2 separate regions of the Homo sapiens genome follow, and region 2 is linked to region 1. The links are chromatin loops, found by intact Hi-C in ENCODE. Cell type or tissue: sigmoid colon. All regions are shown on one strand. Each heading gives the region's core, and the rest is flanking DNA. Links, peaks and the distances in the headings are about the cores only. Region 1 overlaps MYO1D (myosin ID). Region 2 holds the start of SPACA3 (sperm acrosome associated 3).

Region 1 (16,254 bases), core at 4,861-12,860:
TAAATTGGAGACATCAGGCCCCTATCATTAAATAATTCAGGGTGTGTTTCTTAAGAACAAGGATCTTCTCTTACATAACCACAATACAGTGATGAAAATCAGAAAGTGTAATTTTGACGCAATTCTGGTTTCTAATTCATAGCTGATGTTCAGATTTTATCAGTTGTCCCAACAATATCCTTTTTTTTTTTTTTTTTTTTTTTTGAGACGGAGTCTCGCTCTGCTGCCCAGGCTGGAATGCAGTAGTGTGATCTCGGCTCACTGCAACCTCTGCCTCCTCGGTTCAAGCGATTCTCCTGCCTCAGCCTCCCGAGTAGCTGAGATTACAGGCACGTGCCACCATGCCCAATTAATTTTTGTATTTTTGGTAGAGATGGGGTTTCACCATGTTGGCCAGGCTGGTCTCAAACTCCTGACTTCAGGTGATCCACCCACCTCAGTCTCCCAAAGTGCTGGGATTACAGGTGTGAGCCACCATGCCCAGCTCATTACTGACATGATTTTAATGCCCATGTGGTCCCAGATGGGTGCAGTGAAAGTCCATTCATCTTGCTCCTGTGTCCTTTTGACATGTGCGTTTCCTACTTTCTGGCTCAACAAGATAGTCCAAGCTCATTTTGTACTTTCCCTGTTCCAGTGATAGAATCCGCTTTTCTTCAAGGAGCCCTGAGTCCTTTTAGTTAAGAAAAATGGTATTTCCAGGCCTTTATCTGGTGTTACTGTTTCTCTAAGTGGACAGAGTTAGGAAATGTGTGTGTGTGCATACCTATTTCTTCCTCTCTCCCTCTTCTCTCTCTTTGCCCTGCATATACTATGAGTTTGTACTGATTCTTCCAATTCCAATTGAGACCCATATATTCTGTGACCTTCTTCTCCAGCAATGAAAAGTCTGTCTCAGAAGTTGAGTTGGAGTAGATACCATTTAATTGTATTTTTCTAGAATAAAAGTTGCTGTTTGTATCTAGATTGTGTGAAGTTGTCCACATAAAGAGAAGATCGTTCTGAAGATAAAACATGAACAAGATAGATATGTCCTCTATTCCTTTGCAGGTAGACAATAAACAAGTAAACAAAAAACAACTTGTGACCGGTATTACAAAGGAAACATACAGGTGTGGAATGATGGGGGATAGAGAAATTTTGATGGATAAGGAACTTGTGTGAAATTTAGGAAACAAACAGGTGTGGAATGATGGGGATAGGGGAATTTAGATGAATAAAGGCCAGTGCACACAGTAATCAGAGGTAGATGGCATGAGATGAACCAATGTCTGTGTGTCAGATTGGCTTGAGATTAAAGTTTCCCATTGAAAAGATTTAAGGCTAGGAATGCAGAGTAAGATAAGATTTATATTTTAAGATCATACTTGCTACTGTATGGGGAACGGATGGAGAGTGGTTTGAGCAGATCAGTTAAGATGATACCTGTGACAGTGAAGATACCTGAGGTTGCATATTTTTGCTAACACCGTTCACTATCAAAACTCTTGCTCTATATAGGTGAAGAAGCATATCTTATTGTTGATTTGATTTACATTTCTTTATTTGTAAGGAAGAATGAGACATTTTTATTGAATTTATTTTAGTATAACTAGTTTTATTCCTACGGTTACTGTAACAAATTACCACAAACCAGGGGGGCTTAAAATAAAGAAGTGTATTGTCTCACAGTTCAGAAAACTAGAAGTCCAAATTCAAGGTGTCAGCAGAGCAATACCCCCCAAAACCGTCAAGGGAGATACCCTTCCTGGACTCTTCCTAGCTGCTGGCAGTGGTCGTCAATCCTTGGCTTGGCTTGACTTGTGGCTGCATTCTTCTTCTAGTCTCTGCCTCTGTCATTGCACAGTGTTCTCCCTGTCTCTCCCTTCGTGGGGCATTTTTCTCTTTTATTGGTTTCAGGTCCACCCTAATGACCTCCTCCTAACTTGATTTCACCTGCAAAAACCCTATTTCCAGATAAGGTTACATCCACAGATACTAGGGGTTAGGATTTCAGTGTATCTTTTGGGAGAATACAGTTCAACTTATGACAGTAATGATGTGTGTTTTTTATTTTTCCAAGTGACTAGCCCATTTTCTAACACTGTTTATTGATGTTTATTGTTGGTATATTTATTTACTGTTTTGAAATGTCACCATTATCAGATACCTCACATCTGTGACAGACTCACAGCCAACATCATACTGAATGGGGAAAAGTTGAAAGCATTCCCCGTGAGAACTAGAACAAAACAAGAATGCCCACGTTCACCACTTCTATTCAACATAGTACTAGAAGTCCTGGCCAGAGCAATCAGACAAGAGAAAGAAAGAAAGAGCATCCAAATTGGAAAAGAGGAAGTTGAACTGTTGCTGTTCACCAGAGATCTGATCATATACCTAGAAAACCCCTAAGACCCTTTATCAAAAAAGCTCCTAGATCTGATAAACAAATTCAGTAAAGTCTCAGGATATGAAATCAGTGTACACAAATCAGCAGCACTGCTATATACTGACAATGGCCAAGTAGAGAATCAAATCAAGAACTCAGTCCCTTTCACAACAGCTAAAAAAACAAAACAAAACAAAAAACAAAAAAACTTAGGAATATACTTAACCAAGGAGGTGAAAGATTGCAAGGAAAACTACAAAGCACTTGTGAAAGAAATATTAGATGGCACAAACAAATGGAAACATATCCCATGCTTATGAATGGGAAGAATCAGTGTTGTGAAAATGACCATACTGCCCAAAGCAATCTATAGATTTAATGCAATTCCTATCAAAATACCATTATCATTTTTCACAGAACTGGAAAAAAAATCCTAAAATTCATATGAAACCAAAAAAGAGCCTGCACCCCCAAAGCAAGACTAAGCAAAAAAACCAAATCTGAAGGCATGACATTACCTGACTTCAAATTATACTGTAAGGCTATAGTTACCAAAACAGCATGGTACTGCTATAAAAATAGGCATGTAGACCAATGGAACAGAACAGATAACCCAGAAATAAAGTCGAGTACAGCCAACTGATTTTTGACAACTGGGGAAAAGACACCCTATTCAGTAAATGGTGCTGGGAAAACTGGCAAGCCACATGTAGAAGAATGAAACTGGGTCCTTATGCAAAAATCAACTCAAGATGGATCAAAGACTTAAATCTAAGACCTGAAAGCATAAAAATTATAGAAGATAACATAGAAAAACTCTTCTAGACATTGGCTTGGGCAACGAATTCATGACTAAGACCCCAAAAGCAAATGCAACAAAAAATAAATAGATGGGACCTACTTAAACTAAAAAGCTTCTGCACAGCAAAAGAAATAATCAGCAGAGTAAAAAATAAAAAAATAACAGATATTGGCGTAGCTATGGTGAAAAAGGGAACACTTTTACACTGCTAGTGAGAATGTAAACTCACCAGTACAACGACAGGATGGAGAATTACCATTTGATTCAGTAATCCCACTACTGGGTATCTACCCAAAGGAAAAGAGGTCATTAAGTGAAACAGACACACACACACACACACGTTTATAGCAGTACAATTTGCAATTGCAAAAATATGAAACCAACCTAAATGCCCATGAACCAATGAGTGGATAAAGAAAATGTGGTATAGATACACCATGGAATACTACTCGGCCATAAAAAGGAACAAAATAATGTCTTTTGTAACAACTTGAATGGAGCTGGAGGCCATTATTCTAAGTGAAGTAACTCAGGAATGGAAAGCCAAATATCATATGTTCTCATTTGTAAGTGGGAGCTAAGCTATGAGGATGCAAAGGCACAAGAATGATATAATGGACTTCGGGAACTTGAGGGGAAAGGGAGGGAGGTGGGCGAGGAATAAAAGACCACATACCAGGCCTGGCACCGTGGCTCACGCCTGTAATTCCAGCACTTTGGGAGGCTGAGGCTGGCAGATCACGAGGTCAAGATATTGAGACCATCCTGGCCAACATAGTGAAACCCTGTCTCTACTAAAAATATAAAAATTAGCCAGGCGTGGTGGTGGGCGCCTGTAGTCCCAGCTACTTGGGAGGTTGAGGCAGGAGAATCGCTTGAACCCAGGAGGTGGAGGTTGCAGTGAGCCAAGATCATGCCACTGCACTCCAGCCTGGGCGACAAAGTGAGACTCCGTCTCAAAAAAAAAAAAAAGAGTACATACCTGGTACGGTGTACACTGCTGCTTGGGTGACAAGTGTACCAAAATCTTGGAAATCACCCCTAAAGAACTTACCCATGTAAACAAAACCCACCTGTTCCACAAAAACTATTGAGGTAAAAAAAATTTAAGATTTTACATATAAATGAGATAATACAAAAAATTATTTTGCTTACTTTTCTCCACCTTTTCTTCCTGTCTCCTTCTATTTTCAGCAGTGTCCATTCTCTTTATGTCTTTTAATATGACCTTTATTACTGTGGATTTTTTTTCTCTCTTCTGGTTTTTTTCTTGAGCTCTTCTAGCTTTTTATCTCTTGAAAAAATGATTTTAAACACAATTTCTCCTTTTAAATGATGCCTTCTTTGATATCTTATTTTAGAGAGCTACATTTTTTTTTGTATTCTTTGCTTTCATACAGAATGTTCTTTCATAATTTTTCTACTTTGTGGTTTTCTTTGGGGGAGTGGGGTATTCTTGGTCTGCCTTTTGCCTGTCAGATGTTTTACCCACTACCTACTTTTTTTTTCTTTTCTTCTGACATCTTATCATGTGCCCCATTCTGGTTCACTTCAACTGACCGTCTTTTTTCTTTTTTGACGGAGTTTTGCTCTTTCACCCAGGCTGGAGTGAAGTGGCGCGATCTCAGCTCACTGCAACCTCTGCCCCCTGGGTTCAAGAGATTCTCCTGCCTCAGCCTCCCAAGTAGTTGGGATTACAGGTATGCGCCACCACTCCCAGCTAATTTTTGTATTTTTAGTAGAGCCGGCGTTTCGCCATGTTGGCCAGGCTGGTCTCAAACTCCTGACCTCAGGTGATCCACTCACCTCAGCCTCCCAAAATGCTAGGGTTCCAGGCGTGAGCCAGTGCGCCCGGCCTAATGATTGTCATCTTTGAGTAGGTATGGTTCATTCTGGGTTGAAAGATAAAATGCACTGAGTTTGGTGGTCTGCTGCTCATTCCCTGTCTCACCAACTGTCTGCCCTGAAATGGCAAGAAGATTGCCTAACTAGAAAGCAAGTTCCCTATGTATGTCTGAGACTTCTGGGAGGTGATTTAGCATTGCCTCTTTTCATTTATCAAGATCATCTGCTGCAGAGCCACTGCACTTTTTCTCTTTTGCCTCACCACTATGACAGCCTGTTTTTTTTTAAAAAAAGGAATTTCTAGTTACTTCTTCATTTAACCTCACCTTACATATACTTAGAAGTGTCAAATGGGACTTATTTTGTTCCAAAGCCACCTGCATACTGAGACCCTGACATTCTTAGCAAGACTTTTGGTTTGGCTACTCAGGAACTGCAACCTACTTCTGGAGAACTCTACTCCAGTGCCGGAGATTTGGAGAGGCATATATTCAGTCTTAGCAACCTGCCTCAACTAGGTCTAGTTTTCATAGCTTTTCACAATCTTTCTTCCTAGATTGTGGTTCAGAGTTGTGGCTAGTTTTTTGTTTCATTGTAGGCGATGTCTTTTTCTGTTTTTGTTATTCTTGTTGATTTTCTGAGGGTAGAAAGGGGGCCAAGATATCATTACTTTATCCTCCTTAAATGGAAGACCCTTGAATGGTATTTGAAGTGATACTAGACTCAACCCTAGAGAACTGGAATATTTAGAGATCAGCAGAAAAAGAGGAGTCAGCAAAGGAGACTGAGAAGGAAAACCAGAGAAGCAGAAGGAAAATGAAGAGAACGTGGCTCAAAGAAGCCAATAGAAGAGTGTGTTGAGGAAATGGGAGTCAGTGTCAAATACTGAGAAATTAAGTAAGATGAGCATAGAAAACCAACCAGTGAATTTAGCAGTTTGGGAAGTTTGGTCAAGGTTTATTGAAGTGCAGGAGTGGAACCTAAATTGGAGTTGTCTAAGGAGATAGTGAAAGGCCAAAAAAAATGGCATGGGTAGATGGACACCTCTCCTGAGAAATAGGAACGTTCATGGTAACTTAAGATTCCATTTAAATTCAAAAAGGAAGGAAGACAGGCCAAATCAGTGTGATTAAGCAACACCTATTCAGAAAGTGTACGTTCCTCCTCAAGTAAATGAATAATACTTACGAATAAGGTTTTGTTAATACCATACCTAGTAGACCATTCACAGAGAATTTTCTTCCTGATTATAATTGGTTCCATATATTTCAAGAAGTCAACCAAGGATAACACTGAATTCTGTTAGTGGGTGAATCTAACTTAGACGCTTCAGGAGTACATTTGAGATATGGTCATCTGAAATAAATTCCTTTTTCTCTTCTGCCTAACTCAAATATATTTTTGTCCCTTATGTTCAGTAGGTTTTAAGATTCTGTCCAGTTTCCCCGTGAAACAACTCCAATTTTCCTTTCCTCATTTCTCCTACCATTCCCCCCACTGAGCACCTTATTGATGTCTTTAACTAGAAAAGTCTTCACTGATTCCTTGTTTCCAGTCACATCAAATGTAAACTCCCTCAAATGTAAACTCCCTAAGCCTGGTTTTCATATCATATCAAATCTGACCCCCATGTACATTTCCAACTGTTCCCCAGCATTCCTTAACACAGCCTTCTACTCTGACTGGGCCAACCACCTTCCGGTTCTCCATACCCCACCCCTCCCCACAGTATCTTCCTTTTCTGTGGGGTTGTGCATGTAGTCTGCCTGTGACTGATCTGAAGGAGCCCCTCTCATCTTGACTTCCTACTATAGATTGTCCTATATATAAGTGACACATGCAAATTAACAAGGCTACTTTAAAAAAAAGGTTTCAGAATTCCTTTACAGTGAACTATTGTTTGCCAATGTCATTATTATACCTTTATATTTTATCCATTACTACTCACTAATTCAGAACTTTTTAGAACCTCTTTGTTTCACTTAAAAGCCAGTGAAAATATATGTCCCTTTTAATAAATATTTTTAAACTTACTAGTTTAAAAAATCAATTGCTATTAATTTATGTTAACCATTTAGGAAGTTCTAAAAAGGAAAAAAAAAAGGTAACAGAGCAAAGACCATAAAACTGACGTTGGAGGTAGAGTATTAAGAGTGACTCCATAGAGGACCTAGTGCTTAGACTTTTGGAGAAGGAGAGGGAATCTGGCAAGCACATGGGGAAGAAGGAACCAGGAAAAGGTGTGAGGCAGAATGAACTCCATGGGCAAAACCATGAAGACATGGCGCTCTTGGGAACTGTAATTAGCTCATTAATGAGAACAAGAGCAACAGAGACAGAGAGAAGTGGTAGGGGAGGTTTTGGTGGGTGGAAGTGTTGTTGGTAGATGGAAGTCAACAGAAACCCGGAGGCCAGACCCTGTATGCTCTTACTCTTAGTGTTCCTCACTGAAGGTGGTTTATTGGGATAATCTTTGTCACTACAGTACATGCTTTTATTACCTTACCTATCATACTATATTGTTGTTATTTATGTACAATGCTTTCCTGTTCTCCACTCCTTTTTTAATTCCCAGGGTTTGACCCGGTATCTGGCACAAAGTAGATACTGAATAATTATAAAAGTTTGTCATGAAAGGTTTGCACACAGAAGTCATAGGAACACCTTCCTTGGTCTCTTGTAAGAGATGATAACATCCTATTTGTCATCTAGGATAATTAGTAGTTCTTCCTGGAGGCAAACAGAGTAAGCGACTATATTACTTTAGTGCTTACTTACTACCCTATGGCTTTCCAATGCAAACTGAAATTTGAGTTGCTGTTAAGGTGTATATTGGCACCACCTAGTGGTGATTTTTAAGACCCAACCAAATTGAAAGTTTTGTATTTGATAACCAAACTTAGAATTTCAAGTAAAATGAGCTTCTAACGTTTTGTGAATTGCTGAAGCATTGTATTTAATATCATATTCTGTTAATATTTGCCACTATCTTTGAGTTAATAGTTATGCATTCAATTATTTTCTTAAGACATGAGATCTTGCTGTGTTGTCCAGGCTGGACCCAAACTCCTGGGCTCAAGTGATCCTTCTGCCTCAGCATCTCAAATAGCTGGGTCTGCAAGCATGTGCCACTGTGCCAAGCCATTTAATTATTTTATACATGGTGCCTATAGGTTAATAGAAAATATTTTATTTGTAATAAAATATTATTTTAGAGCATAATGGTCTATTAGTGGCTCTAAAAATTATCCAGTGAAAAAGAAGGTACATCATTGGACCAACATGGAATCTTAAAATAGTCTAATCTCATACATAATTTGCTGTGACTCTTAGTTGCAGAGTTCCCGGCTCATGAGACATTCTTCTGCTGCTTTTCTTCATTTTTTTTTTTTGTTTGGACAGTGCTTATTCAAAACTAAACAATCGTGCCCTTTTGATTCTTTTCCTTGGAGATACTTGAGCATGTACTGCAAATTTGCAGGTTAAGCCAGAAAAACTTGCGTAGTGAATCTTAGCTTATTTTCGCGAGTCTTTGAACAGTTGTTATATAGATATTTTGCTTGTGACTTGTAGTTGACTGACAGCTGAGTCAGGGAATTGGATTTTTTTTTTTTTAAGATGGAGTCTCACTCTGCTGCCCAGGCTGCAGTGCAGTGGTGCGATCTTGCCTCACTGCAACCTCCGCCTCCCAGGTTCAACCGATCCTCCCGCCTCAGCCTCCCAAGTAGCTAGGATTATAAGTGTGCACCACCACGCCGAGCTAATTTTGTATTTTTGGTAGAGATGGAGTTTCACTATGTTGCCCAGGCTGGTCTCAAACTCCTGGTCTCAAGTAATCCACCTGCCTTGGCCTCCCAGAGTGCTGGGATTATAGGCAAGAGCCACTGCGTCTGGCCAGAGAATTGGATTATGATAATTGAATTCATTCATTCCTCATGTGTAAGGATTGTTGTGATTTCAGTAGCAATGTTTATAAAACAAAAATGTTATTTAAAAATCTCCCTTATGCATAACATAATCAGAAGCATACTATTAATGATCTTTTTTAAAAAGTACTTATTCAATGTCCGAGGGTAGAGGGGTATAATTATGACCATTTTACAGATGAATAAGCTGAAACACATGGAGGTTAAGTAGCTTTCACAAGGTATCACTGCTATTGAGTTTGCAATGTGAGCATTCAAACCCAGATGTAAAGGACTCGAAATCAGTGCTTTTAGCTGCCATGTAAACTTCCTAACAACTGAGAGGATACATAGAAAACCCATAGTAGAAAAATGCACTGAAAACCTTGAAGTAGTTAATAACTGTTAAAATACTCTAAATACTTGATAAAAATCTTGGTTTGAATTTATTGTTGAAATTATCAACATCTGTTTGTTTCCATTCCTAATTATAGCCAACAGCCTTCATTCCAGCTTAAAGGAAATTTAAGGTTCTTGCTTTTTGGTCCCAAATGCTTAGTTATTTCTCCTGCTCCACCAGCCATGAAGCAAGCGTGCTTAGAGACATGCTGTCTGTGAACCAGCATTTTGCCTGTCAGGGCACACCCTTTGTTCAGTTCTTGGACGTGAGAGAGATGTCTACCAGTATCTCTCAGCTGGTAGAGCATGTTGGTGGTAACCACTTGTTATGTGGAAACATCTAAGCTCTGGGCCACATATGTTTCTATGTGTGGATTACTGTGTAAAAACAGTGGACATATATGGGTTTTCTGAATTTTATATTTAAAAATTTTCTTAAATAGACACATAAAGTTGCACAATTGCAGTCATAGCATACCTACTCAAGCTTTGTATTTTTTTTTTTTTTTTTGTCCTGTGGCCTCTTCTCACCTGCCCATGTGGCCTTCCTCTTTATTTCTCTCCTTCCACATAACCCTACTGTGTGTATAAAATGATGCATAAAATATAACATGTATTTGTCTATATTTTTTCACACTTATGTACTCATTTATAAAATATATCTGTGTACAGATACAAATACGTATGATTAGATTTTTAACCCTATTTTATGGGGAAAAGGTAGAATCATATTATATATACTTTAAAAATACACATGCCTTTCAACCAGCTGTCCCATTCCTGAGAATCTATACCACAGAAGTAAAAGCACCAATCTGTAAGATTATGTATCAAGAGTGTTTTCTGCAGTATTGTTCATAGAAAGCAGGAAGGAACAGGAATCGTTGAATATATAATGATATATCGACACCATGGAACTTTAGGCAGTCATAAAAAAATAAGTTTGATTTAGAGCAGAAGTGTCTCCTCCACCATTCTCTCTGTTATGGATTTTACTGTTTATATTAATTTACTAACATTTTAGTGAGGTTCAAGAGGGAGAAAAAAATAAATGTATATGACAGTCCTCTTTAAAATTGAAAATCTGACTAAGTGGATTTCAAGATCTACTTTAACTTCTATTTCTTTTCCTCCTAGAGCTCTGAGATTGTCTTCAACTCTTTTTAGCTTTTTCATCTTCTTACCCTTCTGTATTTTGGAAACAGGAAATCCCAGCCTCCAACAAGTTAAATTCTTCCTTCTTGCCTGGCTTTTAACCCCTACTGGTCTTTTCTACCAATGGCATCTGAAGGGGCACAGCCTCAAACATTCTCTACAAGTTAACTCAGAGCCAATGAAACGTCAGTTCAGAAATCATTCCTAGGATATTTGGACTTCCTTGGAAATAAGAGACTCACAGGACAGATACATCATTTCTCTGTAACCACAGCTACGTCTTCCTTTTCTTTTGCTTCTGTACAGATTTGAAAAAGGGCGCATCTATACGTTCATTGGAGAAGTCGTCGTTTCTGTGAACCCTTACAAGTTGTTGAACATCTATGGAAGAGACACAATTGAGCAGTATAAAGGCCGTGAGCTGTATGAGAGACCGCCTCACCTTTTTGCTATTGCGGATGCTGCTTACAAGGCTATGAAGAGGCGATCAAAAGACACTTGTATTGTGATATCAGGTAATTGGAGGGGATCCCCTGTATTTCCAAAGTCACAATGTGTTTAATTTGTTTGATACTCAAGAATCCAAACAATTGATTAAATATTTTTTTAAAGGTAGAAGCCTGAGCAATTCTATAGGAGAGAGAAAAGTGATGAACGTTAAATACCAAATTATTTATATCATTTCTGATCATCCTCTAATCTTGGTTCATTTATGAATACATATTACACTTGGATGACTTCTGGCCAATTTGTTAGATTGAGCTGACATGGAAAATGTTTCCATCTCAAACACATAAAAGTCTGGATAAAATGTAACAAAATTATTTTAAATAGCAAAATGAAACCAACGAAAATGAAATATTGAGGTGTGAAAAGGAAGAATCAACTCAAAATCAGACTGGTGCTTGGGAACTAGTGTTGAGGGACCTACTGAGGCGTGGGGGCCAAAAATAAGCTTTCAGAGCTGAGGGGCTGAGTTATTGAAGCCCAACAAGGGGGGAGATAGGCACGAGATAGGGTACACACCTCACATGTTTGAGGACTGGAGCCAAACTGCCTACGTTAAGGGGAGCCCTTCAAGGACCCTTATGTAGTGAAATGGGGACAGGAAAAATATCTGTTCACTGACCCAGGATGGCCTCTCCCAAATTGTGGGAATTTCTTCAGGTGCTAATAATACCTCACATTTGCACTGGTGGTTTTATGCTTTTAGAAACACTTTTATAATCATTATTCCATTTTGGTGAGCAAAACAACTCTCTGGTATGTAGAACAGTTATTTTTCTACTTTATAGATAAGAATATTAAAGGTCAGAGGAGTTAAGTAACTTAGTGTTGGAGTTAGAAAATTATATCCTAGGACTATGTTTTATTTAAAACAAATCACAAAAACAGTATTACTGGGTTTTAAAGGGGAGAATAAAAACAATTATATGAGTGTGTGGAGTAAAAGCAAAACGTTTCTTCGCCTTGAGTGCCTTATTCTTCCCAAAATTCCAGCAGTAACAGCTGTTAACAGTTTAGTGTTTATCCTTTTATACATTTTCTCTGGATGTGCAAACAAATACAGTCATAATTGCATGTGTAATTATATTATAAATATATAATTATATATAGAATTATGTCTGTTATATAACTAATTTTTCCATTTAATAATATATAGTAAATATCTTTTCATTGGTGTTTCTATAGAGCTAGTGCATTCTTTTTAATAATTGTATAGTATTCCATTTAAATAATTGAATCATAATTTATCCAGTTATCTACTGATGGATATATAATTTCCAGATTTTAGCCATGACTTACAGTACAGTCTATAGAAATGTTTTAAAAGCTTTGAACATTATTATTATTTGGTTATGTTAGTATTTTTTAGTATTTCCTTAGGAGAAATTTCTACCAGTGGAATTTTTGAGTCAGAAGGCATAAGCATTTAACATTTCGAAGATACTTCAAAATTGGTTCCTTTTTCCCCATCCCCCAGCATTATCCCAATTGTCATGCTTTTTCTATGATACCTTGTGTCTGGAGCTTGCTGTTTTGTTTTTTCACTAAAATTACTCTAACCTTAATTTTTTAGACGAATTATTTTGTCCCCTTTAAGATTAAAAGAAATTCTCTTATAGAAAATAAGATTATATGAATTTAGTTGTAACCACTGTTTGACTCACTACCTTATTTCATTTCTGCTAGACTTATGAGTCCCTACCAAGTACTAAAACTTTAGTCTTAGTTTACCACATCAGTACCTTTTTCCTAAGTAAATCTTTATTTGTAGTCTACTCATTATTTTAGTTTTATAATAGTTTTATTTTCTTCATCATATTCAGGTCTGTTAGAACCACTAACCATATCAAGGCAGGACGAAATAACTCAAAAAAGCAAAAAAATGAAACAGTGCAACATGTGGGATTTTAAATGCATCACCAGTATCAGATTTTTAAATTATTCTATTAAAAATTAGCTTACTCTTGGTTTAAATTATTATGTTAAGCCCTGAACAATTTTTCCCCCCAGGGGAAAGTGGAGCTGGTAAAACGGAAGCCAGTAAGTACATTATGCAGTATATTGCGGCCATCACCAACCCCAGTCAGAGAGCAGAGGTTGAAAGGTAAGAGCACTCTAATAATGGGGAGGAATTCTTAGCACTCTGTTTTCTCTATGGACTTGGCTAGACCTAAACTCTAGGGGTTGAGCATTTTGGGGGTCTAAACCTATGGGCTGAGCATTTTTTGATGATTAAGCTACTTTGATTCTCTTAAGTGCATATTGTCTCTGTACTTTTATTTATTTCACTGTATCCATTTCTAGATTTGTTTTTAATAGAAAAATAATACTATGGTAAGCTTTACCTAATTATGAGACCAAAAGAATCATTACTCTGAAACAGTTGAAAGTGTTCCCATCCTGGTTTATTACTGTTGACTTAAATGTGGTCAGCAGAGCTGTTATAATTTACACTGGTAGGTTTTATTGTTCAAACTCTCACAGGTTCCTTGCTCTTTGCACCACATCAGGGTTTTTAAAAAACTGTGTTCTGAGAGAAGTGGGACTCTGGAAGGCAGACCCATGCCTTCCCATCATCATCATTACAACATTCAGAATCCACTGACAGTGGAATTTCTGAACAAGATTCATTTTCTTTTTTTCTTTTTTTGAGATGGAGTCTCGCTCTGTGGCCCAGGCTGGAGTGCAGTGGCGCGATCTCAGCTCACTGCAAGCTCCGCCTCCCGGGTTCATGCCATTCTCCTGCCTCAGCTTCCCGAGTAGCTGGGACTACAGGCACCGGCCACTGCGCCCGGCTAATTTTTTTGTGTTTTTAGTAGAGACGGGGTTTCACTGTGGTCTCGATCTCCTGACCTCGTGACCCGTCCGCCTCGGTCTCCCAAAGTGCTAGGATTACAGGCATGTGCCACCGCGCCCGGCCGAACAGGATTCATTTTCTAAAAGGATTTCATGCCATACTGTGCTATTGCTCATGGGAAGATGAGTAATAAAGCTGATCTCTACTGTCTGGGGCCCAGCATTTAGGGGAGCAGCTGGCACATAGTATTTGCTTAACAAATACTTAAGGGATGAATGGATGATAGCTATAAAGCAACAAGACTCACTTTCTTATGTGGTGCAGCCTTTTTGAAGAGAGAAACTGTTTTCCTAATTGGTTACTTCAAAGCTCAGTACTAATTTAGTAAAGAGTCCCACCTCATCTACACATAACAATCTTCAGTTTTATAAATAGGAAGAAAGGATATTGGGTTGATGTAAAAGAAGAGAACTTACACTTCACTACCCTGCGTAGCCTTTCTTCTTTTCATCATATTGGGCTGCATTGCTGGGCCAGGAGAGGCATTTTTCTTAATTGTAACATATCCCTCCTTCTTACTCTGACTTTACAATCTAGTTTGACAAGGACAGGGATATGTGTAAATTTTCTTAATTTCCTTAGGAGCTCAGGAGAGCAACTAGATGAGAAATAAATTAATTTCACACCTACAATAGTAGAGTAAGGCATATATAAATTTACTAGTCTTTCACAAACATATCTTATCACAAGCAGTTTCCCCCCACACACATATTTTTAAAATATGCTTTCATTTATGAGGCGATAAGGTTGAACTCTCCAGTATTAGCGGGAGTAACAGTAGATCTTCTACATCAAGTTATTTCAGAGGCCAAAGTTATTTCTGCAGGTATGCCTGTATAAGAAGAATTTTATCAGTGGAATGAAAACAAGGATATAGCATGAAGTTTAAAATGTATCCATTGGGAGGGACTGCTGTATAGAAAGTTAGCATTCGTCGAATAAAGAATGCATTAAATGGCTGGTACAAAGGAGAAATTCCATACAGCTTCAAAGAAAATAATGAGCAATTTCTGAACTAGTGAAGATTAAATTTATGATGTATAACTAAGTACAATAAAATGTCACAATTCCAGGTTTTATAAGCAAGTGCCTTAAAAATTGTATCATTTTCTGTATCACCTATTCTTTCCCTTTTCAGAACACATCTTTTTAAAAATTTTCTTTATGTAGATAAAATATGTACATTTATAAAATGAAAAACAAAAATTACAGAATTAAGTTGAAGATGTAAAAGTTCCCTGAAATCCTACCTTGCCCATTCCATCAGTCTCCTGTCTAGATAACCATAGTAAGGTGTGCTGATCCCTCCAGATTTTTAAGCATTTGCTGATACATGTGTATGCACACACACACACACGTGAACATACACATACACACACAAGGATCCTGCAATGCATGTTATTTGACAACTTGATTTTATATTCATTAATATATGCTGGACATTTCCATGTGAGTACATATTGATGTACCTCATTCTTTTTAGCACCTGTATAGTATTTCATTATATTGGGAAACAAAAATTTATTTTTATCCCTATTGGTGGACATTAATTTGTTTGTTTTTTTTTTGATATTGCAAACAGTGCTGGAGTTAGCATCTTTGTATAAATATTTGTATGTGGTTTAGCAAAATCCAGTTTTTAAAAAATTCTAGTCTCTATAAGTTTTTATAATGACTTTCATTTATCTGTGTTAAAGAGTGAAGAATATGTTGCTTAAGTCCAACTGTGTTTTGGAAGCTTTTGGAAATGCCAAAACCAACCGTAATGACAACTCAAGCAGGTTTGGAAAATACATGGATATCAACTTTGACTTCAAGGGTGACCCTATTGGTGGGCATATCAATAACTACTTACTAGAAAAGGTAAAATATGCTTAATTTCTGAGGGTAATGTTTTAAGTGCTGAATGTTTAAACAAATTATATTTATAGAATTTATTTTATTGACTCAAAATAGCTTTAAATCCTATTCTCCCTTCTTCATTAGCTTTTTATGATAAGGTATTCTCCTTTTGTCTTCTCTTCTTAGCACTTACACTGTCAAGTTGGAAAAAGTTGTGGACTTTGTAGATAGATTTAGCTATGCGTGTGAATGGGTGGGGGCACAGGTATGAGTGTGTGCCAGCTTCTGGGTAAGGTTTAACCGAAAGTCAATCTAAGACTAATCAGTTCTAGCCTTTTTATACATCACCATCTTCTATACATTTTAATTTTAATTAATTTGATATCTCATTTTCTTCTAGTTTCTATTTGTTCATTGCTTTATAGTAACATATATGTATTTTGTGATCTTACATCCTAATTATGAAGCGAACTGTATTTGGTCAGTAAAAACTTAAAATAGGCCCAATTTCTAGAGGATTCCAATTAGAATTTTCTTCTTGGGACCACCAGAGAGGTTGTGTCTGGTTTGG
Region 2 (16,254 bases), core at 4,187-12,186, 220 kb before region 1:
AGTGCCAGCTACTTGACAAAACAAAACAAAATTTTTGCATATAATTTCAGGAGGGTTATGGATCCCCAGAGCCCATCTGTGATCCTCTAGGGGTCCACCCATGCTAGGCAAAGTCACCCTGATCGAGAAAGTGCTAAACAATCCTCCAAAAGAACGCCACAGTACCACAAAATGCAACCAACATTTCTTCTCCTAAAATCACATAATGACTGTCATTTTTCAATTTACAGAAAGAAGAAAAAATAAAAGGATAGATAGCATTTGATCAGTGTTGTTTTCTCCCATAATTTTTTTAAACCTTTGGCACCTGCTGCAGCTTGTGCGTTCTCACAGATGGCAAAATGAATGAACGAGCAGAAAATGAATATGAACAGAAAAACTTGGAAACGTGATTTCATAAAATTATTTTATGCATGTGGAGATTTCGAGGGCTGAAGGAAAAGACCTGTGTACATAAGAAGCAACCATAACGTCCACTTTGCAGACACCCCCATGGCCTGGTTCTTCAAGAACATGCCCCCTGCATGCCCTGCACCCGGGAATGCATGCATAATGTTCGCTGGCTGCCACTGAGCCTCCAAACATGCCCCACTGCTGACATCTCATTTGTTTCTGAGCAAGGCCACAATGGTGTTTTGCTTTTTGTTGAAAAGAAAATCCGCCCCCTGATAATGACTGTGAGTGATGCTTTGGGTTGGAGAATTTGGATTTTTTGCCTCCTTGAAGCTGTTCTCTCCCCCATGCCTCTGAAGGAAGTGGCAAACTTATCACCATTATAGGCCATTTGTCTTTAGTGTAATTCTGCCTTTTGTGGCTTCTTTACAAAAGCAGTTCTATCTGAGTTAAAATAGGCCCAATACAAAGTGATTGGTGGGCACCAAAGCACACCCAGCTCAACCAGCCTCCCGGAGGGAAACTTCCCAGTACCATGCTGGAGTCTCTGCCCTGACCCCATCACTCCACAAGCATTTTCTGTGTGCTCACTATGTGCCAGGCACTGAGTTAGGTACTGGGAATTCATATATCAAGAAGACACAGTCTAGGTGGGCAGAGGTGGGCAACAGGCATGTACAGAAACACCTGAACGGTATGGTGGCTCACGCCTGTAATCCCAGCACTTTGGGAGGCTGAGGTGGGCAGATCACGAGGTCAAGAGAGCAAGACCATCCTGGCCAATATGGTGAAACCCCGTCTCTACTAAAGATACAAAAGTTAGCTGGGCGTGGTGGCACACGCCTGTAGTCCCAGGTACTCAGGAGGCTGAGGTAGGAGAATCGCTTGAACCTGGGAGGCGGAGGTTGCAGTGAGCCAAGATTGCGCCACTGCACTCCAGCCTGGAGACAGAGAGAGACTCCGTCGAAAGAAAGAAAAGAAAAAGAAAGAAAAGAAAGAAAGAGAAAGAAAGAAAGAGAGAGAGAGAGAGAGGGAGGGAGGGAGGGAGGGAAGAAAGAAAGAAAAGAAAGAAAGAGAAAGAAAGAAAGAAAGAGAGAGAGAGAGGGAGGGAGGGAGGGAGGGAAGAAAGAAAGAAAAGAAAGAAAGAAAGAAAAAGAAAAAGAAGGAAAGAAGAAAAGAAAGAAAGAAAGAAGGAAAGAAAGAAAGAGAGAGAGAAAGAGAGAGGGAGGGAGGGAGGGAGGGAAGAAAGAAAAGAAAGAAAGAAGGAAGGAAAGAAAGAAAGAAAGAAGTAAGGAAGGAAAGAAAGAAAGAAAGAAAAAGAAAAAGAAAGAAGGAAAGAAAGAAGAAAAGAAAGAAAGAAGGAAAGAAAGAAAGAAAGAAAGAAGAAAGAAAGAAAGAAAGAAAGAAAGAAAGAAAGAAAGAAAGAAAGAAAGAAAGAAAGAAAGAAATAAGAGAGAGAGAAAGAAAGAAAGACTTGAGCAGCAAGAGCTACAAAGGTACCCAGGGCACAGTGTGCTCATTGCGGCAGAAACACCTGGGTCTGGTTGGCTGAGTCGGAGCAGGTTTTGACTGAAGCCTTGAGAGATGGGTAGAAGTTGCCAGGCAAGCAAGTTTGCAGAACAGATACCTGGGCAGAGACTTGGAGGCAGAAGAGAAGCTGGAGGGCTTGGAGAATGATGGATCCCCTGTGGATAGGTGGGCTATCTCTCCACTGCCCCCCACCCCTCAACTGTGCCTTCCCACTCCAGGGGGCAGCCTGCTGAGAGTCCAAGTGCTAGTGCAGCTATGGCAGCTGGGACAGCTGAGGATGAAGCATGGCCTTGGCAACCTGGCAGCCCCATCCAAGTCCCAGCTCCGGCCAACTGTGCTTCCTTGGGCAAGCTCTAGAACTTCTCTGAGGTTCAGTTTCCTCCTAAAAATGGGGATGACCATCTCAATCTCCTCCGGATGCTGTGCTGCTGTGATGGCCAACATAGGGTAGGTCAGAGATGATAAAGAGGTCCCATTCTACATGCCAACTCCATCGAGAGTGACTACCATTGAACTGTCAAGAAAGATTCCTTGGCTGGGCGTGGTGGCTCACACCTGTAATTCCAGCACTTTGGGAGGGTAAGGTAGACAGATCACTTGAGTTCAAGACCAACCTGGCCAACATGATGAAACCGTCTCTACTAAGGATACAAAAATTAGCCAGGCATGGTGGTGCGCACCTGTAGTCCCAGCTACTTGGGAGGCTGATGTGGGAGAATCACTTGAACCCGGGAGGCAGAGGTTGCAGTGAGCCAAGATCACACCACTGCACTACAGCCTGGTCGACAGAGGGAGACTCTGTCTCAAAAAAAAAAAAAGAAAGATTCCTGGACACATGCCAGCTCAGTAAAGACAAAGGCTTGTACTCAGTTTGCAATGTCTGCCATAGGCACAGAGGTGATGGGGTCCAGGAAATTCTGGGTGCCCTCTGACTGGCCCACCTCCCACAGTTTCCCTACCCTAGAAGCTTCAGGCCAGTGCTCAGAGTGGAGAAAAACCACCATACCCAGCTGAGGGCATGGACCACACAGAAAGAGCACCCCGCAAAGCCTCCTTCAGCTGCCAGGGGCCTCTGCCACCCTCACCTGTACCTACAGGTAGAGAAGGGACAGCACCTTAGCAAGCCAATCATCCCCAGGAACATTCAATCCACCCTTAGCACAAAAGATATAGAAAAGCCCATTTTAAATCTGTCTCCTGCAGCCAAACTAATCCAAGAAGGGGGAGACTTACGAAAAGTAACAAAAATTCATTGAATTCTCCCCTACTTTCCATAGGACTGTCTACTACTTTTCCCAAACCATTCCCCTTCTCCTCCTTCTCCTCCTCACACCTTCCCCTTTCTCTTTCTCTTCTTAGCAAACAATGAGAAGGACACAGTACAGGTCTCCTAAGGAAGCCCTGGTCACTGGGGCAGGCATGTCCTGTTCCCACCCATTCCTCCCCAGGTAGGTTGGAACTTGCTACCCCCAGAGCTCAGGAAAACCAGATGAGCCAGCATTTCTGAAGCCCCACTCTGTGCCAGGCACTATGCTGGGCGCGTCGCTGCTCTATATTATGGATTACGATGATAGATTACAGGTGCAATTGATACAATATTCCAAGGTGGCCTTCATTTGCTCCTCTTGCCCATGAGGAACACTGAGCTCTGAGAGGTGGAGTGACTTTCCCAAGGTCAGGTGGCTAGGAAAAAGGAGAAAACCCCATTGCTCCACCTCTGCCAAACTGCCCAAACCATGCTGAGCTCCCTCTACACCACATATGGGCAAGAAGGAGGCAGGCAGGACTTGTATGAAAAGCAGCCAGGGTGGTTACCTGGCTGAGGGATAGAGAGTCTCCCCAAGAGAGGGATCCCCGGGGGCATGGGGCAGGGGGTGGCAGTGGGTCCATCTGGAGAGATGCCTAGGGTCTGGCACATAGGTAGTGATTAAGTAATATCATTGAATCAATTGTTGCATATTAGATGGTATCAAGCCCCATTCACTCACTGATTCTGCAAACATTAGCTGAGTGCCTACCATTCATTCATTCATGCATCAATCATGCATTCAACAGGTTCTTTTTTTTTTATTGAGTATAATGTGCCAGGTACTATTCTAGGTGGTAGACATATAAGGAACGAACAAATTTTCTGCCCCCATGGTGCTTACAATCTAGCATAGGCAAGTGAAAAGGGGATATACATAAATTCAGAGGTGCATGGAATAATTTCAGATAATGGAGCATGCTGTAGTGCCAAGATAGTGACAAAGAGGGGAAAGACTCCTTCAGCTACAGCAATCAGAGAAGTCACTTTGAGGAGGTGAAACTGAGACAAGACCTGACTGAAGAAAAAGGGAGCGTCACCCAAAGGTCTGAGGAAATGCATTTCCACAAAAATATCAAAGTATTAGTTGGGTGTGGTGGCGTCCACCTGTAGTCCCAGCTACTCAGGAGGCTGCAGTGAGCTATGATCGCACCACTGTACTCCAGCCTGGGCAACAGAGTGAGACCCTATCTCAAAAAACCAAAACACATGTATACATGCATACATATGTAAGAAACCTGCACGTTGTGCACATGTACCCTAGAACTTAAAGTATAATTAAAAAAAAAAGAATACTATGTGAGAGGCACAGTTCAAACTTGACTGGAAGCAACAAGATCTGAAAGGGCGGTGGAAGTTGAAGATATTACAGAGACCTTATAGGATGGCTGTGGCAAATGGAGAGGAAAAAGTCAAAGATGACAGTATTTTCAAATTTGAGTGACTGGAAGAAGAATACTAAAATTAACATAAGTAAGGTAAGGATATTGTTTCAGGAGGATGGAGTGTGGCTTTAGACATGTTTGGTTTTAATTATGTATCAAGCAATCAAACAGCTAGGATAGGAGTCTAACGCCAAAAATTAAATCTATTTAAGAAACTGGAAATTTAAAGTGTGAACAAGTGAGCCCTGGGTTAACACTGGTTACCTTTGGTTATCTTTGTATTCTACTCACTCGATACCACAAACACATGGCACCAAAATTTTTTCTGTAATAAAAAAACTTACAGCTTGAAATTCAAAAAAACAAAACAAAACAAAGATCTGAAGAAATAAAATTCCAGGAAGACAAGAGAGAGGTACAGAGACCCTGTGGTGCAAACAGCTTGTTGCATTCAAGGGACAGAGTGTAATGAATGGGAGAAGAATGATCGGTGATAATGAAAGGCGTGAAGCAGCATGCTACCCTCAGGAAACTAACCGCCAAGGACACAAACTAGCTAGAGCAAAAGTTTCCGAACAGGTGAGAGTTGAATCTGTAGCAGTCAGCTGAGTCTTGGTCATGAAAGACCTTGTATACCAACCCAAGGAACTTGAACTTTAACCCTATAAGATAAGAAAAGCTATTGGGCCTAGGATGCAAGGCAGAAACAAGATAGAAAGCTCACTCTGAGGGAGGAGGTGGAGTTGCAAGGACCAAGGTTAGAGACACGAACACTCTTAGGAAGCCATTGCAATCGTCCTTGGGAAGAGGTGATGAGGACTTGATTTAAAGCAGCTGCATGTGGATAGAAAGGAGGGAGAGTTTCTAGAGATATAAAGAAAGTAAAAGAGGTAAGACTTAATGGCCCATGGTAAGTGGGGTGAGCGACGTGGAAGGAGAGAGATACCAGGACATGGCCTGGTTACTCTCACCAACCTGAGCATGTCCTTCAGGAGCTGAGCTCTGAACATAGAGGCTCCCCTGGCCTCTACATTCAGATGGGCCTGCACACTCTGTAGCCCTCATAACAAGGGAGGCCTCCCTGGCTTTGATCAGGGCCCTCTTCCCTAAATACTCCTTCTCCAGCTCCGTCTTCACCTGCTCCTGGTCAACCACCCAGCCCAGGCCTTCAGGGTCCCTTGTCCAGGCCTGATCCCAGTCCAGCCCCATCTTGAAGAGACTGTGGCCATCATCACTGCTCACAGCCCCCAAATCCTTTAACAATGTTCTCTTTGGTTCCAAGAGCTTCACTACACCTATTCCTGGGCTCCTCTCCCAGACAAGCTGAATGGGACCCAGTGAAGCAACCAGGCCAGGCAGGCAACAGAAGTCTGAAGTTGAAGTAGAAGGCACGAATCCTTCAAAGATGGATGGTTGGACCATGGACTGGAAGAATTAATATCATTAAAACGACCATACTTCCCAAAGCAATCTACAGATTCAATGCAATCCCTATCAAAATACCAACATCATTTTCCAGAGAATTAGAAAAAAAATCCTAAAATTTATATGAAACTAAAAAAGGGCCCAAATAGCCAAAGCAATCCTAAGCAAAAAGAACAAAGCCAGAGGCATCACATTATCTGATTTCAAATTATATTACAAGGCTATAGTAGCCGAAACAACATGGTACTGGTATAAAAAACAGACTCACAGATCAGTGGAACAGGGTGGAGAACTCAGAAATAAGGCCACATATTTACAGCCAACCGATTTTTGACAAAACTGACAAGAACATACGTTGGGGAAAAGACGCTTTTTTCAACAAATGGTGCTGGGAAAACTTCTGCCATGTGCAGAAGAATGAAACGACCCCTGTCTCTCATCATATACAAAAATCAATTCAAGATGGATTAAAGACTTAAATGTAAGACTCACAACTATAAAAATACTAGAAGGAAACCTAGAGAAAACTCTCCTGAACATTAGTCTAGGTAAATAATTTATGACTAAGACCTCAAAAACACAGGCAACAAAATGAAAAATAGACAAATGGGACTTAAACTAAAAAGATCCTGCACGGGAAAAGAAATAATCAACAGAATAAACAACTTGTAGAATGGGAGAAAATATTTGCAAACTATTCATTCAACAGGGGACTCATATGTAGCATATACAAAGAACTCAAACAACTCAACGACAGAAACAATCCCATTAAAAAGTGGGCAAGCCAGGCATGGTGGCTCATGCCTAAAATCCCAGCACTTTGAGAGGTCAAGGCAGGAGGATTGCTTAAGTTCCAGGGTTCGAGACCAACCTGGGCAAAAGAGTGAAACCTTGTCTCTATAAAAAAACAAAAATTAGCCAGGTGTGGTGGCATATGCCTGTAGTCTCAGCTACTCAGGAGGCTGAGGTGGGAGAATTGCTTGAGCCCAGGAGGTCAAGGCTACCATGAGCCATGATCAAACCACTGCACTCCAGCGTGGGCAACAAAGCAAGACCCTTTCTCAAAAAAAAAAAAAAAGTGGGCAAAGGACATAAATAGTCATTTTTAAAGAAGATATATAAATGGTCAACAGTTACATGAAAAATGTTCAACATCACTGATTATAGAGAAATGCAAATTTAAACCACAATGAAATATCATCTCACCCCAATCAGAATATCTGTTATTAAAAAGGCAATAAACAACAAATGTTGGTGATGATGCAGAAAAAAGGGAACTCTTATACACTGTTAGTGGGAGTGTAAATTAACATATCTGTGGAAAATAGTATGGCGATTTATCAAAGAACTAAAAGTAGAACTACCATTCAATTTAGCAATCCTTCTACTGGGTATCTACCCAGAGGAAAAGAAACCATTATGTCAAAAAGACACCTGCATTCATGTTTATCAAAGCACTATTCACAATAGCAAAGATATGGAACCAACCTAAGTGTAATGGATGAATGGAAAAAGAGAATTTGATGTATATACACAATGGCATACTATTCAGCCCTAAAAAAAGAATGAAATCATGTCTTTTGCAGCAACATGGTTGGAATTGGAGGTCATTATCTTAAGTCAAAAATGCCAGGGACAGAAAGTCAAATGTCACATGTTCTCACTCCTAAGTGGGTGTGAAAAAATGTGTACACATGGACATAAAGATTGGAATAATAGGGGCCGGGCACAGTAGCTCATGCCTGTAATCTCAGCACTTTGGGAGGCCAAGGTGGGCAAATTACACAAGGTCAGGAGTTCAAGACCCGCCTGGTCAACATGGTGAAACCCCATCTCTACTAAAAATACAAAAATTAGCCAGGTGCGGTGGTGGGCACCTATACTCAGGAAGCTGAGGCACGAGAATCTCTTGAGCCTCGGAGGCAGAAGTTGCAGTGAGCTGAAATCGCACCACTGCACTCCAGCTTGGGTGACAGAGTGAGACTCCATCTCAAAAAAAAAGGACTGGAATAATAGACAATGGAGATTCAGAACAATGCAGGGTATGAGGGGGGTGGACAATGAAAAATTACTTAATGGGGACAGTGTACATTACTCAGATGAGGGATACTTTAAAAGCCCTGTCTTGACCACTATACAATCTATATGTGTAACAGAATCACACAGGTACCCCATTAGTTGTACAAATAAAAATAAATAAAATTTTTAATTTGTCTTACAAAAAATAAATTTAAAAAAAAGAAAGATGGATGGGTCATGGGTCCCAGGCCAGATGACCATAACAACAACCCCTTGGCAAAGTACAGTGAGTAAGCGTACATGTGGAGTCACACTGAGCTGGGTGCAAATTTATCTCATCTGAGCCTCTGTTTCCCCTTGTCTGTGGAATGGTGGTCATAATGGTAGCTGCATCATAGCTATTGTTCTAGGGTCTAGATTAGATAATGCATGGCACATGGTAGGCACACCGTGTTTGCCTTGATGTTAAAAAGACAGCAGCTTCTCCCTACTTATGATTTAATAGCTCCATTAGTCATTGATGCCCCTACTGCCAGCAGGGTTCTTCACCACTCTGTCCCCTTGCATGAGTCGCTCTCAAGTTTCATCATCATCTTGACCAGACCAGCAGGGGAAGGAAACTGGCCTGACTCGCTAATTGTGGACATTCCACGCCCCTCTGGTGTATGCTGACCCGGAGGCATTCAGGGTGGCTGAATTAGGTGGAGGAGGATGGTGGGGGGCGACAGTGTCGTCCCCTCCTCTCCCTAAGAGTCACCAGCCATGCCTCAACCAACAGTTCAGTGCTTACAGGTTTCTTTGGAACCTTTTCAGAAGAATCTACAGTCTGAACTCAGGGCTCAGGCTTCTCACACATCATCCTATCTCTGCAACTGCTGCTGCTGCCACCACATCCACTGCGATCCTGAGACCCACCCACCTTCCTCCTTTAGAGGCAGTCGTCCCAGATTAGCAGGGGACCGCGCTATCTTTTTCTGGGCTTCTCGTGTGCTGACTAAGGCAGAAGGCTGCACTGGCTGTGCGGATTGAAAGCCACGGTCACTCCCGTCCCATCCTCCAAACTCCTAGCAGTAGTGGGCAAAGTGAGCGCACCGTCTCTATCAGCGGCACTTGAATCTTCCGCCACGAGAGGGCACCAGAGAGCAAGGTGAAAGCAGAAGCTCCGGGTGGTCATTCTTCTCCCGCGACCAAGCAGCACCCCCGGCTTGGCAGGGGTGTGTGTTAGTAGTCACAGCTGGAGGGCCAAAGCACAGTGACCACCATCTGCAACCAAAGCTGCAGAAAAAAAGTGTCCCAAGAACCTTCCCAATCAAGCCAGAGGTGCACAGCCCTAGATCCAGCTAGGGTTGCCAGGTAAAACATAGGACACCCAGTTAAGTTTAAATTTTAGATAAACGTCAAATAGTTTTAATATAAATATGTTCCTATGCAATATTTTGGACATGCTTAAAATTATCTGTTGTATATCCAAAGTTCAAATTAAACTGGGGCATCCTGTTTTTGTTGTTTCTTATGTATTTGTTTTGTTAAATCTGGCCACCCTAGACCCAAATTTTGCCAGGTGTGGTAGACAAAAAATGCACTGGTGCCCCCCCCAAACACCTGCCCACAGGCCACCAGAAATGGAGGTAAGCCTCTGGTGCTGGGCTTTCTGGAGTCCACTGGAAACCCAGCCCAAGCGGACAGGTGAGGTGAGGGAAAACGGAGGTGCTCTGGCTCTGACATGGCACCTGCAGACACACTGAGAGCTGAGAGCCATATTCACGTTCAACCATCCTTTATTCGCTGGCTTGTCTTCCCAAGCCTAGGTCAGGAACCAAACCACATTTCCCAGCCTGCTGTGCATGGTTCCGTCCATCCTAGAAGTCACAGCCATCCACCCATTCAGTGAGGTCTTTTCCCTGGCAGTGATGCCTCCAGGCCTCCCTGAGGATGGAGAACAGGGAAGAGGAGAGATAATATCAGCTGCAGTTGCCAGTCACCGCCCAGAGAAGAACAAGAAGGAGAGTGTGGTCTCTAAACCAGAAGTGAGGAAGGAAAGGGGTTTGTTCCCTGCTGCTGCCCACCAGTCCTAACCATACCACCGCTGCGGGGCTCCAGCCCAAGTTACTTACCAGTAACCCAGACCCTGAGGCTCTTGGGTTATCTTCATGGCACAGATAACGGTATCCTTGAGATTAGGATTCAACAAATCTGGGGTGATAGGCAGAGAAACACAATGAGAGAACAGGAGACATCCAGGTGTGTGTGTGTGTGTGTGAGTGTGTATCTGTCTGTCTCTCTCTCTCTCTCTACACACACACACACACACACACACACACACACTCCACTCGCCTAAATCCAATCCTGTCTCAACCACTCCGGAAGCACAGGTACAACCCTATCCCTCTCCCCCTCCATCAGAAACAATCCTCCCTCCATTCCTATAGCCCTAAGGCAGTCTCCTATCTGGGACCCCAATTCAGACTGATGGAAGACCTACCCTCATCCCTTGTCCCATCTCCCTCTCCTCCGTGGGCCCAGCCTGATGTGGGGGAACCCTCACTCAGAGATGGGGGTAGCAAACTAAACTGGGAATGGAACAAAAGCTAATGCAGGGCCTGACTCCTGCCAGCCCTGGGCCCAGGCCCAGCTACCTGAGCAGTACATCCGGCACACGTTGGGGACGTTCGGGGTGAGGTTGCTGCACCACCTCCGGCTGTTGATCTGGAAGATCCCGTTGTTGGTGCTCCCATCAGCCTCGTAGTCCAAAGCAGCTGCGTTGAAACCGCTTGTGAAATAAGCAAGGCAGACCCCTGCATAGGGCAGAGCATAGGCCTGGGGGTCAGATGGTTACAGCCACCCCAGACCAGGGTGCTCACTGCACAGGTCCCACGCTGGCTCCACCGAGCCTCTCCTGCCTGATCAAGGTGATTGGGGCAGGTGCCTCCCACCTGCTTTGCAAACCAATCAATCGAGGCTTAGAGGTGCACAGCGACTCACCCAGGGTCCCATCCAGCTACCAAATAGCATGGGTTGGGGCTGGCCTCAGGCCTCTTGACTTTTAGCCCAGCAGTCTTCCCATTATCTCATTGTTCAGCACATAGTAGGGCCCAATAAATTTGTTGAATGAATCTACAAGTGCTAAATCTTTTTTTTTTTTTTTTTTTGAGACGGAGTCTCACTCTGTTGCCCAGGCTGCAGTGTAGTGGCGTGATCTCAGCTCACTGCAACCTCTGCCTCCCGGGTTCAAGCAATTCTCCTGTCTCAGCCTCCCAAGCAGCTGGGATTATAGGTAGCTGCCACCATGCCCAGCTAATTTTTGTATTTTTAGTAGAGACGGGGTTTCGCCATATTGGCCTGGCTGGTCTCGAACTCCTGACCTCAGAGTGATCCACCTGCCTTGGCCTCCCAAAGTGCTGGGATTACAGGCCTGAGCCACTGCACCCAGCCTACAAGTGCTAAATCTTCAGTAACAAGATTAGGAAGACCCAGGTGGAATCTATAGAGGGTGCTCGACCTGTTAGAAAGATGAGCCCCGGTATGACTGCCCTTCCCACATGGCCATCTAAAACTGCCACCAGCTTGAAAAGTTTGGCATGACTGCTCTGTTCAGTTTGTCTTTTCTAATTTCAGAAGGAATGTCTGATCCTTGTGGCCATAGTTAAGTTTAGGGGACTGAGCTGTTTGTTTCCTTTGACCCCGACTTTAGCAGCAGGGGGAAATGAAGGGGTGACTCCAATTTGGTTGCCTGCTGCCTGCCTACTGCGTGTTTTACTCCGTGCTGGCTGTTCTCTACCTGCCATCTCAAATCATCTTCAGTTTACAGAAGGGCTCTAAAAGCTCCCGAAGCCACAGCCCTTGAATGAGAAGGAGAGAGGGAGGGAAAGAGGGAGGGAGGTGTGGGGAAGTCAGGGCCCGCCAGGGAGAGGGGTTCTCACAGTCAGCCAGGCTGTATCCCCGGTATCCGTCCAGCCCGAAGTCATGTAGCACTCTGGCCAGTTCACAACGACCGTAGAGCTTGGCCTCACTGGAGGGTAGCAGGCAGCTGAGCAGACAGACCAGGGCCAACAACATGATCCCAGCTGGGCACCACCGCCTTCTGAGAGCCCTGCTCCTGGCTTCTATGCCGGCGGCAGAGGTGGAGCCACCACCACTCTGGCTCAGAGCTGAGCTTTGGGATGACAGGCAGCTCACCAGCCTCCGTGGTCCACTCACAGAAGGAGAAGAAACAGGGCTTGAGTGCACCCCTGGGAAAGGGGAGAGGAGAGAAGGGGTGGGCAGAAGGCCAGGCTCCAGCAGCACGTATCAGCCCCCTTGCATTCCTGATCAGCATCACCCTGACCCCGAGACCAGCCCCTCTCCTTCCCCATCCTGCTTCACACCACCCAGGCCAGAGACAGGAAGAAAACTAACCTATTGTAAGCTCCATATTACACGTTACGGATTATTTAGTCCTGAGGCCCAAGATTTTATAACTAGGAAGGGGCGAAGTTTGGATGGAGACAAAGTTCTATAAATCCAAAGCCCCACTGAGCAGATGCTCCCGGAGGGGATGGCCAGGCGGTGTGTTCATGGGTCTCTCAGCCCAACTGTCAAGGGACAGCCCTTCTGGCATTGACCCTCCATCTCCAGATCTTAACTGAAACAAGGTCTCCCCCAGAACACTGCTCCCCTATAGCCCGCTCAAGGGGAAGCTGCTCTTTCTCCACACACAAGACCCCAAGATGTCCCGAGAGTCTCCTCCACCCCCACCACCACTTCTAAACCATAACCTGCAAAAAGCCCTTCTCCCTGGAAGCCCAGCCTGCCCGTCTGGTTTGACCTCCCTGCCCTGTCATCATTGGCTGTGTGTGGCCAGTCCCCCAAATCACAGAGGACATTAGCACCTGGGTGTCACAGCATCAGGGCTCCTTCATCTCCCCAGACCTAGTCCCCTCCAGTTCCTCTGTGTCTCAGCCAGTCCCTCCCCTGCCCTGGTCATCCCTGCTTCTTGTCCTCACCCGCATTTCCCCACCTCTGTGAGCTCCTATCCCACTGCCCACCACCTCTGACAAGCCTTCCCATGCTTCTCTTGACCTCTGCGCCTCCACACCTGCTCTCCACCTTCACAGAGTCAAAAAGTGAAAGAGTTGTACAAACTCTTGTTTGTGCCAATTGGTGTCCCTGGTCTCCAACCTCCACGGGACCTTGAATGCCCCCGAGGATGACAAAGTGGTTGAGGTCATGGCTTTGCAGCAAGGTTCGGGTTGGAAGCCCCCCTCTGCTCCTTGCTCCATCTCTGATTTTGGGCCCTCCCTGAGGCTTGTTTCTTCCTCTATAAAATGAGGACGTGAGTAACACCTGCCTCATATGATTGTTGGAAGAATAAATGAGAAAAGGCGTGGGCACAGCGTAGCTCTTGGCACTAAAAATAAGTGAGTTGTTGTTTCTGTTATGAACTACAACTAACACTGGTACTCGCGCTTGTCTCTGCTCAGACTTCTCTCTCCCATTTCCCTCACAGGAAATGAAAACCCTCAGTATTGTCCTTTAGCACGCCACGCTGTCCCACCCCTTGGCTCTCAGAACATGATCTCGTCTCCTGCTGCACTAAGAAAAGCAAGGTGCTCACTTGTGGAATTTCTTCCTCTTTCTGCCTTAGCCCTGCTCACTTGCAAACTCATCAGTAGCCTCCTCGCCCTCATCTCCACCCCGTCATTGTTTGGGTACGGGGCCTCCAATCTCATGCAGGCCCATCTTCCCTCTAAGCTCTAGATTTGTCCTTCCCATCACCAAGCCTTGCTCCATCCGTTGTCCCTCCTCTCCCGGCGCGCTAGCACCGTTCCCCTCCTGCTCCTCCTTCCCCTGCTCGTAGAGACTTTCTCAGTCTCCATCTTCTAAATGCCTTCCCTCAAGTCTCATGCTGACTGCTACTCCCTTGTCTCTTTCCCCCTCTTCTCGCCCAAACTCCTGGGGAAAATCGCCACTTTCTCCCTCCCGCTTGTTTTCCAACCTGGTGAATTGGCCTCCCTGCCATCACCGCGCGCTGAAACTGCTCTGCGGGTCCAAGGAGGCCCCCTTCGACTCTGTCTCATGGGAGCTCTCAGCTGTACTCATGCCGTCCGCCACCCGCTGTTGAAAGGCTTGCCTCTCCTGGTTTCCACGATGCTCCCTTCTCCCAGGTTTCCTCCTCCCTCTCTGGCTGACTCTCCTCCTTATCCTCCGTGGAATTCACTTCTGCCCAGGCCATAAACGCTGATATGCTTTCTAAGGCCTTCCTGCCTTGAGCCCTCTTCTCTTCCACTTTGAGGAAACCCCCTGGGCAGCCCTGCTGTTAGCCACCGCCTGAAGGCTGGCAACCCCTGTGGCATCTTCCCCAAGACCTCAGAGGCAGCTACTGGCAGGACACTTCCACTTGAATGCCCTGCAGGCACCTCAAACCCAGCACATCTAAACAGAACCACTGTTTCCATCAATGCCTTCTTCTGCCTTGTGACTTTCCTTATGTGCTTTAAAACATGATGGGCCACACATTTACCCAAACTGGAAATATGAATGTCATTCTTCACTCCTTCCCCATGACATCTTTCACCCAGTTCCAACCAATCAGTCCCAATGTCCTGTGGATTCCACCTTCCCTCCGAGAGCACCGTCCTTTCCTAGGTTCACACCTCCATCCTGGCTTCCTTCATGGTCTTCTTGTATCATGTCTCAACCACTCTTCCAAGCTATTCTATACACATCCATCAGAACAAATTTGTTAAATGAAAAGCCCAGCCCTGTGACACCTTGGATGGCTCCCACCATAACTGCCCCTTCGAGGTCCACACGGCCCTTCACGACCCTTCACAGCCCAGCCCTGCGGCCCACTCCCTCATTCACACGTTATGTTTCAGCAGTGCCACCTTGTTCTCTCACAATGACCTTGCTTTCTAGAACATTCACCCTCTCCTTTCCTCTACATGGTTAACTCTGACTCATACTTGAAGGGTCTTATCAGAGGTGTGTTCCCCAGTGAGAGTCTCCTGGCATGCCACCACCCCCCACACTCTCACACACCCGATCTTCCACATCCTCTGTCACACGAGGCTGGAATAGATGTCAGTCTTTCCCACCACAAAGTTAACTTCTGAAGAACGGCGGCTGGTCTTATTTATCTGCATGTCTTATTTATCTGCAGAGTTGCTGGCATGGAGTAGCTGCTCTGTGGCTGCTTCTGAAACTCAAGTCCACAAAAGGCGTGGCCACAGGGACATGAGACCTTCTTCTCACCGCGAGGGGAGTGAGAAGGAGGAGGCAGCCAACCTGGTGGAGTTTGTCAAGTCTTTGAACACTGTGCCAGGCCTTTCCCAGAGCTTTTCCAACTTAATCTCATCCAATCCTCTCAGCAATTGAAAGGTGTGGGGTTAATATCCCTAAGTTGTAGAGGAGGAAACTAAATTGACTGCTACACATGGACTGTTTTTGATTTTTTTTTTTTTTTTTTTTTTGTAGAAAAGTGACTTAAAAGGAATTCCATCCTGAGCATTTCACAACAGCTCCAGAGTTTCTCTCTCTCTCTCTCTCTCCTCTCTCAGCTGGTCACTCTTCCAGGCCAGGATAACCCCACCCTAACCACCACCTTGTTTTTCTCCACCTGGTCTCTGGCCAGACCAACCCAGCGCCCCTGTTAACAGCCCCAGGAAGAAGGGAAAGGGGGCTCACTGATCAGGGGTGCTCCCCGCAGAGCTGAGACCATGGTGACAATGGCAGCAGCAGCAGTGGCTCAAAACCCTGCTTCAGCTCAAGATGTCCCCCACAACCTTGCCAGGGCCCCAGGCACCCAGTGTTAAGAGAACAATGGGGAAGGCAGGCTCCAGGCCAACGGAGGGCCTTCTAGAACTCCAGCTCTGTGAGCTCATCTTCCACAAACAGCGCCACCACAGAGCTTTGACTAGCCCACCTGAGCCCTTCCACTCAGGGTCCAGAGGCAGAGCAGGATATCTAATCCCAGCCCCCTTGCACATCTCTGCCCCACACACACACACACATACACACATGCGCGCGCGCACACACACACACACACACACACACACACACACACTACACTGAGGGATGACACTTCCTCTCCCAACAGATCTTTCAGATGATTATCCAGGGATAATGGTAGACACCTAGGGATGGTGATGGATGTACAGAGATGGTGATGGGTACCCAGGGATGTTAACAGGTGTGCAAGGACAGTGGTGCGTGTGC

What was found. Peaks named below come from ENCODE experiments on the same cell type or tissue, not always from the same donor. Only the 100,000 strongest peaks of a DNase experiment are listed, where the experiment ranks them.
Region 2: a loop joins it to region 1, with 18 times the contacts of the local background. A loop is called at or near these places in 55 of 110 quality-filtered maps.

The regions. Positions count from the first base shown.
Region 1 is chr17:32,775,314-32,791,567 of GRCh38, reverse strand. It overlaps MYO1D (myosin ID), which reads left to right. Exons shown (of 22, transcript NM_015194.3): 2 at 10,784-10,992; 3 at 12,995-13,088; 4 at 15,539-15,704. Among named protein-coding and RNA genes, the nearest start is that of MYO1D-DT, 93 kb to the left of the region's middle. In sigmoid colon, for the core only: a CTCF peak has its summit at 7,872 (motif pointing left); no DNase peak of the experiment used is centred there; H3K27ac peaks cover 355 bases.
Region 2 is chr17:32,991,442-33,007,695 of GRCh38, reverse strand. It overlaps SPACA3 (sperm acrosome associated 3), which reads right to left and starts at 15,849. Exons shown (of 5, transcript NM_173847.5): 1 at 15,724-15,849; 2 at 11,979-12,287; 3 at 10,695-10,853; 4 at 10,173-10,251; 5 at 9,819-9,984. The coding sequence starts at 15,757. The coding sequence ends at 9,918. RefSeq lists an enhancer at 4,816-5,351. In sigmoid colon, for the core only: CTCF peaks have their summits at 8,982 and 9,182 (motif pointing right); a DNase peak (open chromatin) is centred at 9,195; H3K27me3 peaks cover 1,720 bases.